Linked DNA regions of Mus musculus: region 1 is linked to region 2. The links are chromatin loops, found by intact Hi-C in ENCODE. Cell type or tissue: heart. All regions are shown on one strand. Each heading gives the region's core, and the rest is flanking DNA. Links, peaks and the distances in the headings are about the cores only. Region 1 holds the start of En2 (engrailed 2). Region 2 holds the start of Mnx1 (motor neuron and pancreas homeobox 1).

The links. A loop is a pair of places that touch in the nucleus more often than their neighbours do. Peaks named below come from ENCODE experiments on the same cell type or tissue, not always from the same donor. Only the 100,000 strongest peaks of a DNase experiment are listed, where the experiment ranks them.
Region 1: it touches region 2 in a loop (4-fold over the local background); 9 of 42 quality-filtered maps call a loop at or near these places.

What each region holds. Positions count from the first base shown.
Region 1 is chr5:28,162,308-28,170,627 of GRCm38, reverse strand. It overlaps En2 (engrailed 2), which reads right to left and starts at 4,932. Exons shown (of 2, transcript NM_010134.4): 1 at 3,444-4,932; 2 at 1-509. The coding sequence starts at 4,101. The coding sequence ends at 193. In heart, for the core only: no CTCF peak of the experiment used is centred there; a DNase peak (open chromatin) is centred at 4,987; H3K4me3 peaks cover 3,116 bases; H3K27me3 peaks cover 7,549 bases.
Region 2 is chr5:29,475,329-29,483,648 of GRCm38, reverse strand. Mnx1 (motor neuron and pancreas homeobox 1) reads left to right here and starts at 5,179. Exons shown (of 3, transcript NM_019944.2): 1 at 5,179-6,064. The coding sequence starts at 5,374. It overlaps Gm24538 (a small nuclear RNA gene), which reads left to right and starts at 2,018; the gene lies at 2,018-2,124. In heart, for the core only: a CTCF peak has its summit at 4,163; no DNase peak of the experiment used is centred there; H3K4me3 peaks cover 1,762 bases; H3K27ac peaks cover 525 bases; H3K27me3 peaks cover 7,859 bases.

The DNA.
Region 1 (8,320 bases), core at 296-8,295, 1.3 Mb after region 2:
TTGGATTTTACACCACCTGTAAATTATATGTACATAGATTATTGTAGAACCATAGCTAATACACTGGATTTTCACAGATAATGCTGGTATAATCTTTATACACTGGCCTTTTGTTCACGGTTTTAAAATTATTGCATTGTTTCTCGCGGCCCTAGACCTGGCCGGCCGGCCGGCCCACCCGCCCTGCTCGCCCTACTCGCTGTCCGACTTGCCCTCCTTGGCCGTGGTGGAATGGTTGTACAGGCCCTGTGCCATGAGGTGCACCGCCAAAGTGTTCTTGTTGCCCGTGGCTTTCTTGATTTTGGCCCGCTTGTTCTGGAACCAAATCTTGATCTGAGACTCGTTCAGGCTGAGCTCCTGTGCCAGACTCTGGCGCCGCTGCTCTGTCAGGTACCTGTTGGTCTGAAACTCAGCCTTGAGCCTCTGGAGCTGCTCAGCAGTGAAGGCTGTGCGAGGCCGCTTGTCCTCTTTGTTAGGGTTCTTCTTCTTTGGTTTTCGGGACCTGGGACCTGGTTGTCATGGAGGAGAAAGGGCAGAGGTTACTGGTTGCTGGAGTCTAGCTACTTATCCACAACCCACGCACCCAAGCTTGAGGTTGCAGATACTGGGGGTGGGGGGGGGGGGATGACCCGCCCAAGGCCATACAAGTGTTGGGCATTGGGGGTGGTGATATAAACTTGAGGCTGGGCATGTGCCCACTGACCAGAAGGAAAGTGGTGTGTGTGTGTGAAAATGAGATGGATTGGCAGATGTAGCTAAAAGGCCTATCACAAACTAGGGGATCCCAATAAAAGCTAGCGGAAGGAATGCCCAGCCAAAATCTTTCTGGCCTCGTTTGCATTTGTTTTCTCCCCTTATCTTTTTCCAAGTCTATCCTAGGGAAAGGGTCGAGAGACAGGTGAGAGGAGATGGAGAAGACTGAAGAAAAGAGTAGGCTAGCCAGTCAAGGGGAATCCCGTCCCCCTTCCTATGTAACCCACAACTACAAGGGGATCCCAAGGGCAGTAGAGTTCCCAGGAGGAGCCAAGGCTGAGGCCTGGTGAGGCCAAGTTTGTTTCCTTGAAGGACTCCAATAGGGTACCCCAGGCTTCACTGAGTCTCTGGCATCTCCCCTTCAGTCTTCCTGTCCAGGAGAGGGACCTGGCTCCTATGGGATAGGGGGGGGGGGGCTGACCTTGGTGGCCTGTCCCTCTCACCTTCTACCCCAGACCTTGGGACCACCTCATCAGAAGCAGGCCACCCAACTGACCTTGGGCAAGAACATAAAGTGACCCTCCCAACAGCTTCCCCACAACGGGTTCTTCTGTTAGTCCCAACCCCTTCCTCCTACATAGTTGGCAGTGTTTGGGGCAAGTGTGGAGGGTGGTGTGGGAAAGCCTTCAAAGGGAAAGGGTAAAGTGGTAGGGGGTCTTGGGTTAGAGGGGTCTCTTTGTCAGGGTCACAAGGTTCATATGGTGCCGTGCAGGAAAGGCCATCCGGGCTACCGGCTAAAACTTGAGACCTTCTTTCTGGTCTTTCTCTGTGCAAGAAGCATGAATCAACTTTGGAGACATGCGGGCCCTTCCATCAAGGCCCCTTCCGCTAGAAGCGGAAGAGGCTGGAGAAGGCCCGACCATCCCCCTTCGCAGCCAGGACGGAATGCACTGCCCTGCGCTGCGGGGATGGTGGAGGAAACCGGCAGTGCGGTACCAGACTCTCCCATCCACTACTCAGTGCAGTGCAGTCAGGGGCGGCAAGCCTCGGCTGAGGACTCCCTGGCCTCCAGACAAGTAGATCCCGGCGCTCTTACCAAAGGGCAAACCCAAAAGGGTCTTTGAGCACCAGAGGACATCCGGGACAGTGCAGATCCAAAACCCGGTGTTTTAAGTGTACCCACGGTCACACACACCCGCACGCCATACAGTCCTCTTCACATCCATGCTGAGGATGAGGGAGCGGGGCTCGGCACCCACGACCTGGCTTACACCTGGCCAGTGAGGCTTCTAGGACAAGAGGGCGAGACCACGGGAGAGGCCTGGCCTGCTCAAACCTGAACCCCGACTTCCGGAGCGGATCTCAAACTCTCCTCCTTTCCTCCCTGGGAAAGAGGGCTCTGTCCTCCAGTCTCCTCCACCCTGGGGTTCGTGTCCTACAACACACACTCCAACCTCCGCAAACTCCTATTTCTGAGAAAGAACATCTGAAAAACATACTTTCGGTTCCTCTTCCCATGAATTCTCTTTTAAAAGGCAAACACTTAGGGGACTTAGAGAAAACAGAACCAAATCTCGGCAAATACTCTCTGCCCCTACTTTCTTTCTTAAATGCCCAGAAAAGAAACGTTACTTACAGTCAGGAAAGGGATTTCGTTAAGCCTAGGAAAGCTGTGAGGCGAACCACGCGGGCCATCATGCAAGATCCCCAGGGCCGCCAGGGCTTGGTATGGCGCGGACTCACTCGCTGGCTCCTCACAAAGCCGAGCGCGACTCAAGGCCAGTCGGCTTTGTGAGCCTATATGTTAATTAAATATTAACAAAGGAGGGAGGCGAGAACAATGGAGCAAATTTCAGGTCTAACTGCAAAAAAACTGGATTTCAGCAGACACAAACAGGATGCTGCAAGAAGGCAGCCCAGAGCGACTCAGTCTTGCTACGAACATAAGTAAAGGACACCCATAGAACAGCTGAGGATTGGGGGTGTGCAGGGCCTCGCTCAGCTCAGTCAGATCATGGACAAATGAAACTCATTGCTAATGGCGCTTTCTAACCGCAGGCCCGCGTCTACGAGGTCTTAAAAATTATAAACGAATGGAGAAAATTTGTCCGAACCTCTTCACACCCCCCTCTGAAAGCCGCCACCTTCTCACTCTTGGTAGCATCGTAAAACACTTGAAGGTTCCTTTCTGCCTGATGGAGGCTCTGAGATCTTTGCACCTTCTCCAAGCCGCGGGCTTGCAGGATGGAACGAACTACCGGGTTCGTCAGATAAACTGGCAAAGGGTGCCCCAGTTTTCACCGCTTTCTTGTGGTTTTTCCTCTGCTCCTTCGCAGCGGTCACACTAGGCCAAGAATGGAGCAGGAGAGCACCCAGAGTTGGAATAACCAGTTCTGGGGACTATGGGCCTGAGGATGGCAGAGAGTTTACAGGGTCCAGGAAAAAGAGAGAGAGAGAGAGAGAGAGAGAGAGAGAGAGAGAGAGAGAGAGAGAGAGAGAGAGAGAGAGAGAGAGAGAGTCTGTGAGAGGCTCTGAGAGAGATGAGATGAGAGAAGAACAGAGTCCTAGGTCTGTGTGTCCTTCCAACTGCCTGGCTGCTGCTCTTTGACGCTTCGGTGAGGAGTGTGTGTGTGTGTGTGTGTGTGTGTGCAGGAGAAAATGTGATCCTTTCCCTCCGTGCAAGTTTACTAGGAAGCGCCCTCCCTAGCCCCGCGGGCCTCCCCTCAGCGGCCTGATTCCCATGGGCTCACCTGAAGAAGGCCGGTCAGAATAGCGCGTGCAGTAGACCCAAGCGGGCCAGAGCATGGGCTGCGCGCCCAGAGTGGCGCTGGCTTGAGAGCTGTCCGAGTCGGAGCTCACCGACAGGTCACCGCCGCCCAAGCCCCGGGCTTTGAGCACTCCATCCAAGGAACCCCCAGGATCGCCGGGTTTTTTGGCACCACCGTGAAGTGATAGCGTCTTGGAACCTCCTTCTCCGTCGACCGCAGGGTCGCCAGCGGCGGCGGAGAGCGTTCCTCCCGCGCTGGGTGCGCACGCTGGGTTCGGTCGGGACTCCCTGGCGCCCAGTAGCTGCTCGGCTCCGCCTGCGCCGCCGCCGCCTCCTTCGGTAGTGCCAGCGCCGCCTTCGCCTCCCCTGGCTCCGCCCGCGCCCGCACAGCAAGTCCCCGCGTCCTTTCGGCGGCCAAACTCAGGCCGCAGGATGTTATCGATGAAGAAGTTGGTGATGCGATGTGGATGCTGGTGGTTGCCTGGCGCCTGTAGGACCTCGGGCAGCATCAGAGCCCGCCGGCGGCCGGTGTCCGAGTCGCTCGGGCTGCTGCCGCCGCCAGAGCCGCCGCCGGAGCTGGGTTCCGGCTGTCTCTGCGCCTCCGCCGCCGTCTCGCTGGGCTTGGAATCCTTCTCCTCCATACTTCACAGAAAATCCCAAATCGCCTCTCCACCGGCCCACCGCCAAAGCGATCTCCGGCCGATCCGCGGCACACAGCGAGCCCCGAGCGCTCCTACGCAGCCGAGTCCTCCGAGCGTGCGAGCGGCGACAGTGGCCAGGGCTGGAGTCCTACAGGTCGCCGGGCGCGCTCGGAGCCAAGCCACGTTCGGATCCACGGAGTGCGTTAGCAAATCACCAGTCTCCCCGCCGGCAGGGACGCCGGGCGATTCAACGGAAGCGGGTCCCGGTCTTGGCGACGCACCGGACTCTAGATGGTCACCGCACCACTCCGGGGACCCGGGACGTCCGTGCAACTCCGCGCTCCTTTTGGTGGTCAGCAGCCTCGGGCTCCGGCGCCGCCGCCTCCGCCGCTGCCGCGCGCATGCAGGCAGCGCGCCGCCCGCGCTCACTGCCGCTCGGGCCCGCTCGGGCAGCCACTGCTCGGCCGTTGCCACCCGCCGGTCCCGGCCGACCCTCGAGGCTGCTGGGCGCGGGTTCTCAGCGCGCCCGCAGCCGCCAGCACGCACATGGAGGGCCGTGGGCCCGCGCTGCGCTCCGCCCGCCCCGGGGCTCCCCGCGCCAGGCCGCCGCCCCGCTGCGGGCCGGGGCGCCCCACGGGCGAGCGGCTGCGCCCCCGCTGAGCCCCGCGCAGCCCCGCGGCCCGAGCCGCATGAGTGAGGGGCGGGAGGCCGGGCCGGGCAGGGCCTCCTGCGCTCCCTCCCTCCCGGTCCGCGCGCCTTCGCTGCCTCGGCTTTCGCGCGGGCTCGGGAAAATTTCAGGCCACTTAGCGCAACCTGAGACACTTTCACTCTGGATTTTTGTTCTTATTTTTAACAGAGCCCCCTCAAGTGACGTCGCGGGCCGGTCTCCTGGACACGTGCCTCGGGCCAATGGCAGCCGCGCCGCTCATCCACGTGACGCGCCCGCGGCAGCTTGGTGACAGGAACCGCCTGCCGCCCCTCCCCCGCCGCCACCTCCCCTCCCCCCTTTAAAGTGGCCGTGCCCAGGGCTCCCGGCGCGGGAGCCTATAATCCAGCCAGATCCATCGGCGAGTCAGCGGTGCTCACTCGCACTCCTCATCTTCTCTCGGTTAGAGACGCTGAGGAAGCTTGTGAACAGTCCCACCAGGTCACTGCTACGCCTAACTGGACACGCGCCGAAAGATCGTTATTTTTTAACATTCCCATATTGTTTACGGTGTGGTGAGATCCCACAATTCCTTGCACAAAATGCATAAATAAAATTAAATGAGGTACCGAGATACAAAGGGACGTTTGTGACCCGCTTTCTTTGCTGGTGGAGGGGAAAATTGTCACTTTGGTTCCCCAGCAGCGTGCAGTCCTAATCGGCAGGCAAGAGCACAGGTACCTGCAGAATCCTACTCTCAGCATGCATGTTTGTGCCTGTGCAGGAGACGCATGCATACGGAAAGATTCCACCCGTGGACAGTGGCTCCTCGGGAACCTCAACGTAGATCTTTATCTATGCGAGAATACACTTTAGTGCACCATTTAAGAAAGGAGAAATAAAAGGATTATTTAAGAAGGGTTATAACATGATCTTCTAATTTAGAAATGAGTGATGACTGCTTAGCCAAACCTTTAACCCATCCACCCCACAAGTGATCCTGAATACAGCTGTACACACACACACACACACACACACACACAGAGAGAGAGAGAGAGAGAGAGAGAGAGAGAGAGAGAGAGAGAGAGAGACAGAGAGACAGAGAGACAGAGACAGAGACAGAGAGAGAGAGAGACAGAGACAGAGAGAGACAGAGAGAGACAGAGAGAGACAGAGAGCCAGTCAGAGACAGAGACTGAGACAGAGAGCCAGTCATCAGTACTCCCCATTTCCTATGTTGAGCCACCAGGCCACTGATCTCCTTATCTTTGTATCAAAACATTTAAGCTGATTTTGGAAGAAAGCAAGGCTAATTTGAAAGAATAGGGATGCTGTGATAGGAGGGGGAGCTCCAATTTGTTTTCCCTTGCTCTGTCTTTATTCCTTCTCTAAACTTCCCTCCAGTTGCTGACAGAATGGCTCTTTTCTACTCTCTTTCCCCAACATCTCCCAAGATCTTTTCAGTTTGCTTTTCTCTCCCCTACCAAAATTCTGGTTACTACAGGCTCCCACGTCTGTGAAAAAAAATATGGAAATGTATTAACTTTGAGAAACATCCAGAAGGGCAGCTGGGGGGCGGGCACAGGAGGGCTGCATAATAATAAAAGTCCTCAGACAGCCTAGGATCACATCAGAGGGCTTTCTGGGTGTCTGGCCCCAGGCTGCTGTTGTTCATAAGTCCTGCCTGTTGGCTACCACACTTGAAACCCAGGTAGCCTCCTATAAGGAACTGCCAGGTCCTGGTGAAGGGCAGGAATCAGAGCCTACAGAACCCAGGCATGGAGGCCTGCCAGGCTATCTGGAGGCTGACAGTTGTGTCTGGACTTGGGCACCCACACCAAGCAATGCCTCATTGTGCACATAACTGTCTACCTGGCAGGTTTCAGCAAGGGCAATAACTCCCAAGGGCTGTTCCAGAAGTTAGCCCACACAGACAACCACCCCCAGAAATTTTAGGCTCAAGCTGCTGGAGGTAGGTTTGGGTAGATGCTGGGAACAGGCCTGGTATGTAAGTGGGATGGCCACCCTGTACTTATGGGGAAGGGTGCCTCTTCATGACTCTATTTTTCTCATCTGAAGGGGTCCTCACCAAAGTTTTTGACTAGGAAAATACCTGCTAGGTCCTTCCTAGGTAAGGGACTGATAAAACAGAGAAAGAGAGAGAAGAAACCTTGAAGTCTACCTACCTTCATGAAAATGGGACCAGTGAGTGGGTTAGGGAGCATCCTTAGGAAGAAAAACATTTGAGACCTGAACTATCAGCCAGGCAGTGGTGGTGCATGCCTTTGGGAGGCAGAGGCAGGTGGATTTCTGAGTTCAAGGCCAGCCTGGTCTACAGAGTGAGTACCAGGACAGCCAGGGATATACAGAGAAACCCTGTCTTGAAAACAAACAAACAAAAACAAACAAAAAACAAGCAAAAACAACAGAGAGAGAGAGAGAGAGAGAGAGAGAGAGAGAGAGAGAGAGAGAGAGAGAGAGAGACTTGAATTATCACCAGCTAGTAAATGGGCACTCTGATTTCTTCTTGTCTTCTAAACTGGACCATGATAGGGACTATCAGAGCTCCAAGATTCCTGCACTAATTTCAAGTTCATTTCCCTACCTGTCCCATGAAAATAATTAGGCCCTCACCTGATGTATTTTCTCATTTCTTGGGAACCTCTGCCCCATAGATTGTTCCAGTATTAGATAAACCCAAGGGGCTGGACTCTGCTCTTTACTCTGCCCTAGACTCAACTTCAGCTCTGCAATGGAGACCCTGACAGTTTTGGCTGTAGCACCTAGGCTGGTTCTTTCCCTGTCCCCGTCCCTGTCCCTGCCCCTGTCCCTCTCCCCCTCTCTCTCTCCTCCCTGTCCCTGTCCCTGTCCCTGTCCTTCTCTCTCCCTCTCCTCTCCTCTCTCCCTCTTCTCTCTCTCTCTCTCTCTCTCTCTCTCTCTCTCTCTCTCTCTCTCTCTCTCCCTCTCTACACACACACACACACACACACACACACACACACACACACACACACACACACACAGGTCCAGCTAGGCCAAGAACACTGTCTAGTTCTCAGGTTCCTCCCAGTCTTCCTGGAAGCTGAAGGCTAGGACAGTGAAGAAAGGGTAGCGGAATCCAAAAAGAAATTTCGAGGTAGCTGTTGGGCTACCCAAAATGAAAACTCTAGGAAAGAGTTACCCTTAAGAACAGGCGCGCCACGCAAAGGGCAGAAACCCTTTCCAAAAGGCGAAGCCTAGGTGAAGGTACTTTTACACCTGATGCACTGGGGCTGGGGAAATTTTAAGTATCACAGACAGCGTTCTGGCTTTCAGGAGGCTTCTAGTTTTGGGGGTTCAATCTGGCCTCTTGCACTTTCTGGAATAGGGTGGTATTGTTTTCTTGGTTTGCCAGATCTGCTCCACCCCGGGCCTGAAATGTGTGAGATGCTAGTAGCGTCCTAGCTTCTGCTCAGACATAGCGCTTGCAGGCTCTACTCGGCTTTCAGTGTCCCTTGGCCGCAGACCTCGGTCCTCTATCAGAGGAACCAGCAGCGGCCATCTGTCCCTCTCGGAGCGCTTTTGGCGGCTCTG
Region 2 (8,320 bases), core at 20-8,019:
AAATGTCTTTGGCTTCCTGGGTCAGAAAGCATCCAGCGCAGGGCTGAGCTCAGTCTCTTCTCTATGTTCTAAGTACACAGCAAAACAAACAAAAACCCGAAACCTTGAGTAAAATTTTCAAATATAGAATATATTTTTGTGCTGGAGTTTTTCAAATTTATATCTTACTGTCTTTCTCCCTGTACCCCTACAACCCAGGTTTGGGCTGGACTTATTTATTTATTTACAAGGAGGAATGGGGCCAGTGGAGAAGGGCAGCCAGTGAAGATGGCCTGAGGGTGGACCAGGCAGTAGGGAGGGCAGAGTAAGCTTTCTAAAAAGGGAGGAAGGAAATCCAAGTGTGCTGGGAGAGGTAGAGAAGGGGGGGGGGCTGGCAAAGAAAAGGACTGGCTTGTAGTGTCCTTGGCAAGAGCAGTTCACCTCAGGTTGGAACACTGGGTCTTCAGGTCACCTGTCTTCTGAGCCACCTTTGCAAACCACCCCTTTAAAGCTGAACTGGGGATGGAGGTCTGAGAAAAGGGTGGTAGATCAAAGGATGGTAATAAAGGAGCTGATGGTACTTTTGGGCTCTGAAGGGGCTGTAATGAGTGTGTGTGTGTGGGGGGGGACTCATCAGACATCCCTTCTCCTGATCTCACCTCCCTGTGACCCCAGGCTCCCCATTGGATTCTGTGTGTCCTCAGGCTGGGGTGGGTGGACGGGTTATGTCCCCAGAGACATTCCAAGCACTGATTTCAGTCTGACTTGAAGGAAGTTGGTCTATGACCTTCCAGGTCCAGCATTCACACTTCCTGCTTGCTTTCTGTCCTCCTGAGTACTTATTCAGCCTCTGAAAAATACCACCATCACCACCCCTGTGGGCTTGTGTCCTGGACCTCACTGGCCTCACTACATCCTCCAGGCTCATTTTCCTGAAGGGAAGCCTTAAAATGTTTTTTTTTTTAAAGATTTATTTATTTATTATATGTAAGTACATTGTAGCTGTCTTCAGACACACCAGAAGAGGGAGTCAGATCTCGTTACAGATGGTTGTGAGCCACCATGTGGTTGCTGGGATTTGAACTCTGGACCTTCGGAAGAGCAGTAGGGTGCTCTAACCCACTGAGCCATCTCACCAGCCCCGCCTCAAAATGTTGATGTGAGTTAACTCTCATGGAGTTCAAAAGGGCTGAGAAGTCAGTCTTCATGAACCTTTCTCCATGAGGCTGCTGTGGGCAGGGGGTTGCTTGTTTTAAGTTTTGGAAACAGCCAGACAAATGGCAGGTGTGTGGAGGGAGATGCAGGGAATGCTGCCTTCCATCCAGTCTCCTAGCCATACCTCCAGGCTCTTGGCCTTTTTGTTAATGGCTATTATATATTGTACCTGCTGCATTCCACAGAAAGGGATGTGTTTGTAGGTGATCAGTTATAGAATCAATGCTGACCTGACCTGTGAATATGGGTGCATGTAGGTTTTGTTCTGAGTTCTTGTATAATGTCAGGGGTAAAACTTGTAGATTATAACATCTTTGTAAGTTTTCTTTTTATGTTTGCATTGTGTGTATGTTTGTGTCTATTTATGGGAATGCACGTACCCAAAGAGGCCATAAGAGGGAATCCGATTTCCTGTAGCTGGAGTTGGAGGTGGTTGTGAGTGTGAGTGGTGGGAACCCAACTTGGGTCCTCCTCAAGAGCTGCACTCACTCTTAAGCACTGAACTGTGGAACCACTATACTCCCCACCCCAACATCTTATTTCCTTGTGGTTATTTGTATAAATCAACACACCTTTCTCAGTAATGAGAGGAGGCTCAATCACAAGTTATATTCAGTAACTTAATGCAAGACCCAAAAGAGGGATCCTGGCTAGACGCAGAGAAAAAAATGACTGGGAGCCAGATGATTAAATGTACACCGGGCCTTAAATTCCAGCCTCTTTTGGGTAGGAGAGGTCTTCCTCTCTGCCCTCCAAGAGCCTCATTTGGCCCCTGGGGCTTCTGGAGAAGGGAGCTACCTTGAGGCACAACAATGGGAATGCTGTGCTCACTTCGGCAGCACCTATACTAAAACTGAACCGATACAGAGAAGATTAGCATGGCCCCTGCGCAAGGATGACATGCAAATTTGTGAAGCATTCCTTATTTTTTTTTGCCAGGACCAGGAATGGGAACAGGTGGGTTGGGGAGCAGAGGGAGGGGAGAGGGGATAGGGGATTTGGGGAGGGGAAACTAGGAAAGGGGATAACATTTGAAATGTAAATAAAGAAAATATCTAATAAAAAAAAAAAAAAGAATAGGCATGCTTCTGGGACCAGACCTTTGATCTCTCAAGGGTACCGTAGTAAACCCCCAGCTCAGTCCCAGGCTGCCCCAGAGCCAGCTGGGCTGGGTCAATAGACGCTGGGAACAGGAAGAGACGCAGCATGCTCACTCCACTCGTAAAACACACAAAGATCCCAGTTCCAGACGACTCCCAGTCTCTCTCCCAACTCCCACCTCTCAGGATACAAGTTCCCGCTCAAACCGAAGCAGAATATATGATCATATTCAAGCCCTTTGACTTCAGAGTCTTTTTGGCCCAACCCCCACTTTGTCAAACAAAGAAATATATCCATCAAGTCTGATATGCAAATTTCCCCTTCGCTGAAGGGGCTCTTGATACAACCTCACTCAGCCCACAGGTGGTGGGGACTGGTGTGGGTTAGCCTGGTGGATGGTCAAACACCAGACGAAGTGGGAAGGGTTTGAAAGGGATTTAGAAGCTTTTGGATCACATCCCCTACACAACAAACAGGAAATGAATTCCTCTTCTCGGATGACTTTACTAAGGAAACCTGTGCCTAAACTCAGTAGACCTAATACTGTATCATCACCAAAAACAACCCTGGTTGTGTAGTTTAGAGATGATTCGGGTCCATGAGGTCCACCCCAGGAAAATCTCATCTGCAGCCACCCTTTTTTTCCTCCTTCTTCTCCTTTGTTTGTTTTGTTGTTGTTTTTTTCAAGACAGGGTATCTCTGTGTAGCATTTTTGGTTGCTGTCCTGGAACTGGCTCTGTAGACTAGGCTGGCCTAGAACTCACAGACCCCACCTGCCTCTGCCTCCTGAGTGCTGGGATTAGAGACTTGCCTCACCATGGTTAGGTTCTCTTTCTTCTTTGGGACTCTCATCTGGAAAAGGCCCATGGGCCTTAAACACAAGTTTCTGTAAATGCAATGGGGTCAAGACTGAATCCTGGGGATGGGGGTAGGGCATCCCAGCATCCTTACTTGCCTTAATTGGGCTTCCAAGATAGGAGAACTGGCAGGGAACCACTCATGGAACACAAGTGTTCCTTTAACCCTCTAAAAGGCAGAGCTGCATTTTCATCACCCCAAAGAGACAGCACCTAAAGACAAGAGCTATGTGCTTGTACTATTTTCAGACTAGCTGGAGGCCTTTGCAAAGCTGTGCACAACTTACTCCAAGATGTTCCCCGCTGGGTTCCAGATTTTCCAGCCAGGACCACCCTGTCATAATAAAAACTCCACTCAGCCGAGCATGGTGGCGCACACCTTTAATCCCAGCACTTGGGAGGCAGAGGCAGGAGGATTTCTGAGTTCGAGGCCAGCCTGGTCTACAGAGTGAGTTCCAAGACAGCCAGGGCTAGACAGAGAAACCCTGTCTCCAAAATCAAAAACAAAAACAAAACAAAAACAACAAAAACAAAAAACCTACTCACTCATCCCAACAGAATCACTGCGTTAAATCTCTCCTAAACAAAACTTGTTGACAGGGAAAATATAGTCCTTACTTATATTTATCGTTACCCCCCACCCCCAATCCCTCTTGAAACAGCTTTGCCTGCTACTTTTAAATTCACCCAACAAGGATTGTCCTAGCCTCCTGGCCTTCCCTGGGCCATTTCCGATCTTTTATTAACCTCTCACCTGGTTGGGAAGCCGCGATCCAGAGACCTGGAACTCCCTCCCACTTTCCCCTCGTGTTTGGGGAAGATACCCGAGAATGGAGCTAGCGAGAAAGCTTGATTTCTCAAACTACTTATTGATTCGTTACATTAAAAAAAAAAAGCCCCCGGAAGCGTGTTTACAGTAAATATTTGATATGTGCGCAGGCTGAGGTCTGGATTCACACTTTAATACGGTCTCTGGAAGCCCTTTCTTGATTTTCCTGAACTCGGCCGGCAGGAGGAGGCGAGAGCCTGATAGTGGCTCCCTTAGCCTGCGAACTGGCTCAGTCCGAGGGAGCAGTCCTCGGCCAATTCCCGCAAAGCCTTTTTCCTACACCCCCACAAGGCAAGGCTCTAATAGAACTTGGTTCTCACCTAGGTCCGGCTCAGTGGCACCTGTGCAAACGACCTTCAAGTCAATGTGCATCTCTGAGTTGGAAAACTGCTCTCTCTCCACTCTGACTGAAGATTTGTAGGCTTCAACCTCTAATACCGTATTTATACACACCGAAACCCTACAAACAAACATTTGCGGCGCATGATACTTTTGGGGGAGGGGCAGATAAGAAGGTTCGACCTGCTGAGGGTTAATGACAGGGACGCAAACCATCTTGAAGCAATCAACACTCAGGAACGCGAGAGATTTTGGGAAACCGAACAGTCTTCAGTGTACTAAGCTCAGGGTCCCGTTTTGGGTACCTAGTGGACTTCAGGGGTGAGGACCCACCTAGTTCCTCAGTGCAGAACATTCCACAACTCCCTCAAGGGAGCGCGAGTAGCTGGAGGAAGATAAGGCGTCCGCCTCTGGAGGAACAAGGTGTCAAAGGGACTCGGGGGGCACTCACTGGGACCCAGGGTTACTGGCGCTCACCACTCTCCCAGCAGCAAGGAAGCAGTAAGCTTGTGTTCAGCCTCCAAACTCTCCAACCTGCCTCCTCCGGCCACCTACGCTGTTCACCACCGGCTGCTTAGGACCTGGGGGCGCAGGGGCGGGGCGTCAGGCTAATTGGACCGTGACAGGTGAGCCCCTCGGCCAATCGCCGGGCAGACAGCCCTCCTCGGGCCCCCGCTGAGCGCGCCAATCCCAGACCGCCCTGAGCTTCAAGTGTGCGGAGGGGCGCGGGTCCCCACCAAGGCACCAGTGGCCTCGATGCGGTCGCTTGAGCTCTTGAGAGCAGAGAGCCGGTCTCCCCAACACAAACTCGCAGGAGCGCTCCGGTGGAAGTTCATACCAGTGAGTGGAGCGCGGTCCCCACGAGGACCGCAAAGAGGAGGCGCCTGGACGATGGTCGCTCTCAGCTGAGTTTCCGGCTGCGACTTTATTGGCAAAAAATCGCAGTAACAATACCGGCCCCAAGGCTGGCCACCGCCACGCTCAGTCTCCGTAAGCCCGCACACGACTGCATCGCCCACCCTTGGACCCTGATTGTCAGCTCCAATCGAGCCGATGGAAAAATCCAAAAATTTCCGCATCGACGCCCTGCTGGCCGTGGATCCCCCGCGAGCCGCCTCCACGCAGAGCGCGCCTCTGGCCTTGGTCACTTCCCTCGCGACTACAGTATCTGGTCCCGGCCGCGGCGGCAGCGGCGGCGGGGGGACCAGTAGCGGGGCGAGCCGTAGCTGCAGTCCCGCATCCTCGGAGGCCACTGCAGCGCCCGGTGACCGGCTGAGAGCTGAGAGCCCGTCGCCCCCACGCTTGCTGGCTGCACACTGCGCGCTGCTGCCCAAGCCCGGATTCCTGGGCGCCGGAGGAGGCGGCGGCGCGGCGGGTGGGCCGGGCACTCCCCACCACCACGCGCACCCTGGTGCAGCAGCCGCCGCGGCTGCCGCTGCCGCTGCCGCGGCTGCCGGTGGCCTGGCACTGGGGCTGCACCCGGGGGGCGCACAGGGCGGCGCGGGCCTCCCTGCACAGGCGGCTCTCTATGGACACCCGGTCTACAGTTATTCGGCAGCAGCTGCAGCGGCCGCGCTAGCTGGCCAGCACCCGGCGCTTTCCTACTCATACCCTCAGGTGCAGGGCGCGCACCCTGCGCACCCTGCCGACCCCATCAAGCTGGGTGCCAGCACCTTCCAACTGGACCAGTGGCTGCGCGCGTCTACTGCGGGCATGATCCTGCCCAAGATGCCGGACTTCAGCTGTGAGTACCTGCGCCGCACCCGGACAGTTCTCACGCGCATCCTCCTCTCTCGCACCCCCTTCCTTTTGCTCTCACCTCCTAGCGAGCTGTGGAAGAGCATCGAAGCCTCTGTGGCTCATTCCTGGGCCTGTGAGGCCTCTCGTGGGCCGCACAGAATGAAAGGAGCCTCAAATTATTAAGATGGCCACAAGCAGGCCTTGGCCTCTCTATCTCTCTTAACAGACAGGGGAGGTTGGAGGTGTGAGGCTAAAACCTAAAGAATAACCTGCAAGCTGGACAAGGAAGTGCGCGGAAAGGCTAGCCTCGATTAGGGCAGGTTTTGGGGGTCGCTGAAACCGGGGACTTATCTTGAGAAAATGAACTTTGTCAGAGGTTCCATTATAGGCTATGAAGAGACACATCACTGGGTCCAGAAGTAGCTCTTCCGTGGCCCTTGTAAGGACTCTGCCTTCCTTTGAAGGGCAAGACATTTGCATGTCTCTGTCTCTCTGTCTGTCTCTGTCTGTCTCTGTCTCTGTCTCTGTCTCTGTCTCTCTCTCTCTCTCTGTGTGTGTGTGTGTGTGTGTGTGTGTGTGTGTGTGTGTTGGTGAGGGTGGGCGTCCCTCCAAATGATGTCGAACTGGTCTGTTTGAATATAAGGTCACCGGGTCTATAAATAGAAAGTGCCTGGCTGGGAACTTCAGGTGCTCAACACCTTGGGGAGTTCCTGTCCAAGGTGAGGGCACAAAGGTCCAGTCTTCTGCATCCTCTCTGTTACCCAATAGGGACAACCTTGCGGGAGGGGGGACATTTCCGACTTCCCTGGCACATGCAGCGTCTGTGTAGGGCACCCTGGCTCTGATTTCTGCTCTGTGCCTGACTTGGATAGGGGCAAGCTGCCTTTCCTGAATGGATGGACCAGAAGATGTATATGGCTTTCTCCTGTCAGCCACTCAACACCCAAACAAAGAGACCCCATTGTTTCCGTCTGAGTGGGTTTGTTTAGACTGGGAAGATGCAGGCACTGGAGGGAGAAAAAAAGCAAAAAAGAAAACAGAAATAAACATTTGCCAGAATTCAGATTCCTCTGCTGGAAGCGGTGGTCATGACTAAACAGAGAAAGCTGGGGCCCCAGAGAACCGCAGAAGTAGCAAGGTGGTGAGAGAATCACAGCCTGCGCACTTGTTTGCTCGCAGCCACCCAGGTTTTTCCCAGCTTGGCTCCAAGAAGACTAGCCTTGTTGATCTCAGCAAAGAGGAAAGGCTCCCTTTAACCTCAGTTGGACTGCAGCTCAGACATCTCTGAAATCATTCCTATTCACTAAGTCCTAGGCAGGATCTGTGCCTGGCTGAGGAACCCAGGTTTCAGATGTCCACTATGGCTGGACTTTCCAGGCCTGAGAAGCATAGTGGTCCTGAGAAGAGCTGACCAGTGGTCAACAACAGGCCTCCATAGCTCTGGGTTTACTGGCTACACAAGTGGTCTCTGGGAGAAAAGGGATGTTTTTGTGGAGCCCAGGATCAATCAAAATCCATGTAAGTGGGATCCCTTTGCCAGAATATCCAGCCCATGATGTCTCATGGTGTGGGCATTTAAAGTATGGCCAGGTCTACATTAGGAAAAGAAAGCCAAGCCCCAGATCCCAATGGACACTAAGGAATGCAGCGGAGGGTGGCTGAATATGTTCTGTTCCTGGGACTTCCCTCTCCCCTGGGAAAACTAGCTTGGTTTTCTTTAATTGGTTGTTTCTACTGGATGGCATTTCCCAAATGATCCCTTCCAAGACAGCGTTTTAATTAGAGTTCTAATGTATTGTCAAGCTGGGAATTTGTAGCCTTGTTTAACTAAAGCAGGGGGCGTGGACCTTCCTATAAAGCAAATTACCCATCCCAGGGGAGCCTGAGCTCATCCCAGCCAGGGGCTGGCCTCTTTCTTTCCCTTGCTTTCTTTCTTTTATTGTCTAACACTTTTCGCACTCCTGGGAAATCAAGGGAAGTTTCATTTTGAGGTCATAAAATTCTCTGTGATGTAACTGTGCGAAATTATGTAAATAAAGCTGGACAGATCTCCCGGAACACACAGAAAGCCAGATCTACTCACAGCTCAACCTTTAATTTGAGTAATGAGAATCGTCCCAATAGGCTTCCAGTCCTCAGCCTTTGGCCTTAGCACTAGGAGGGGAGAGTTTGTCAACAGAGACGTGAAGACACGCAGATGAATGCCTATTTAGACTCTAGCTTCAGTCCCTATCCTTCCTTTTCTCCCTCCCCCACCGTT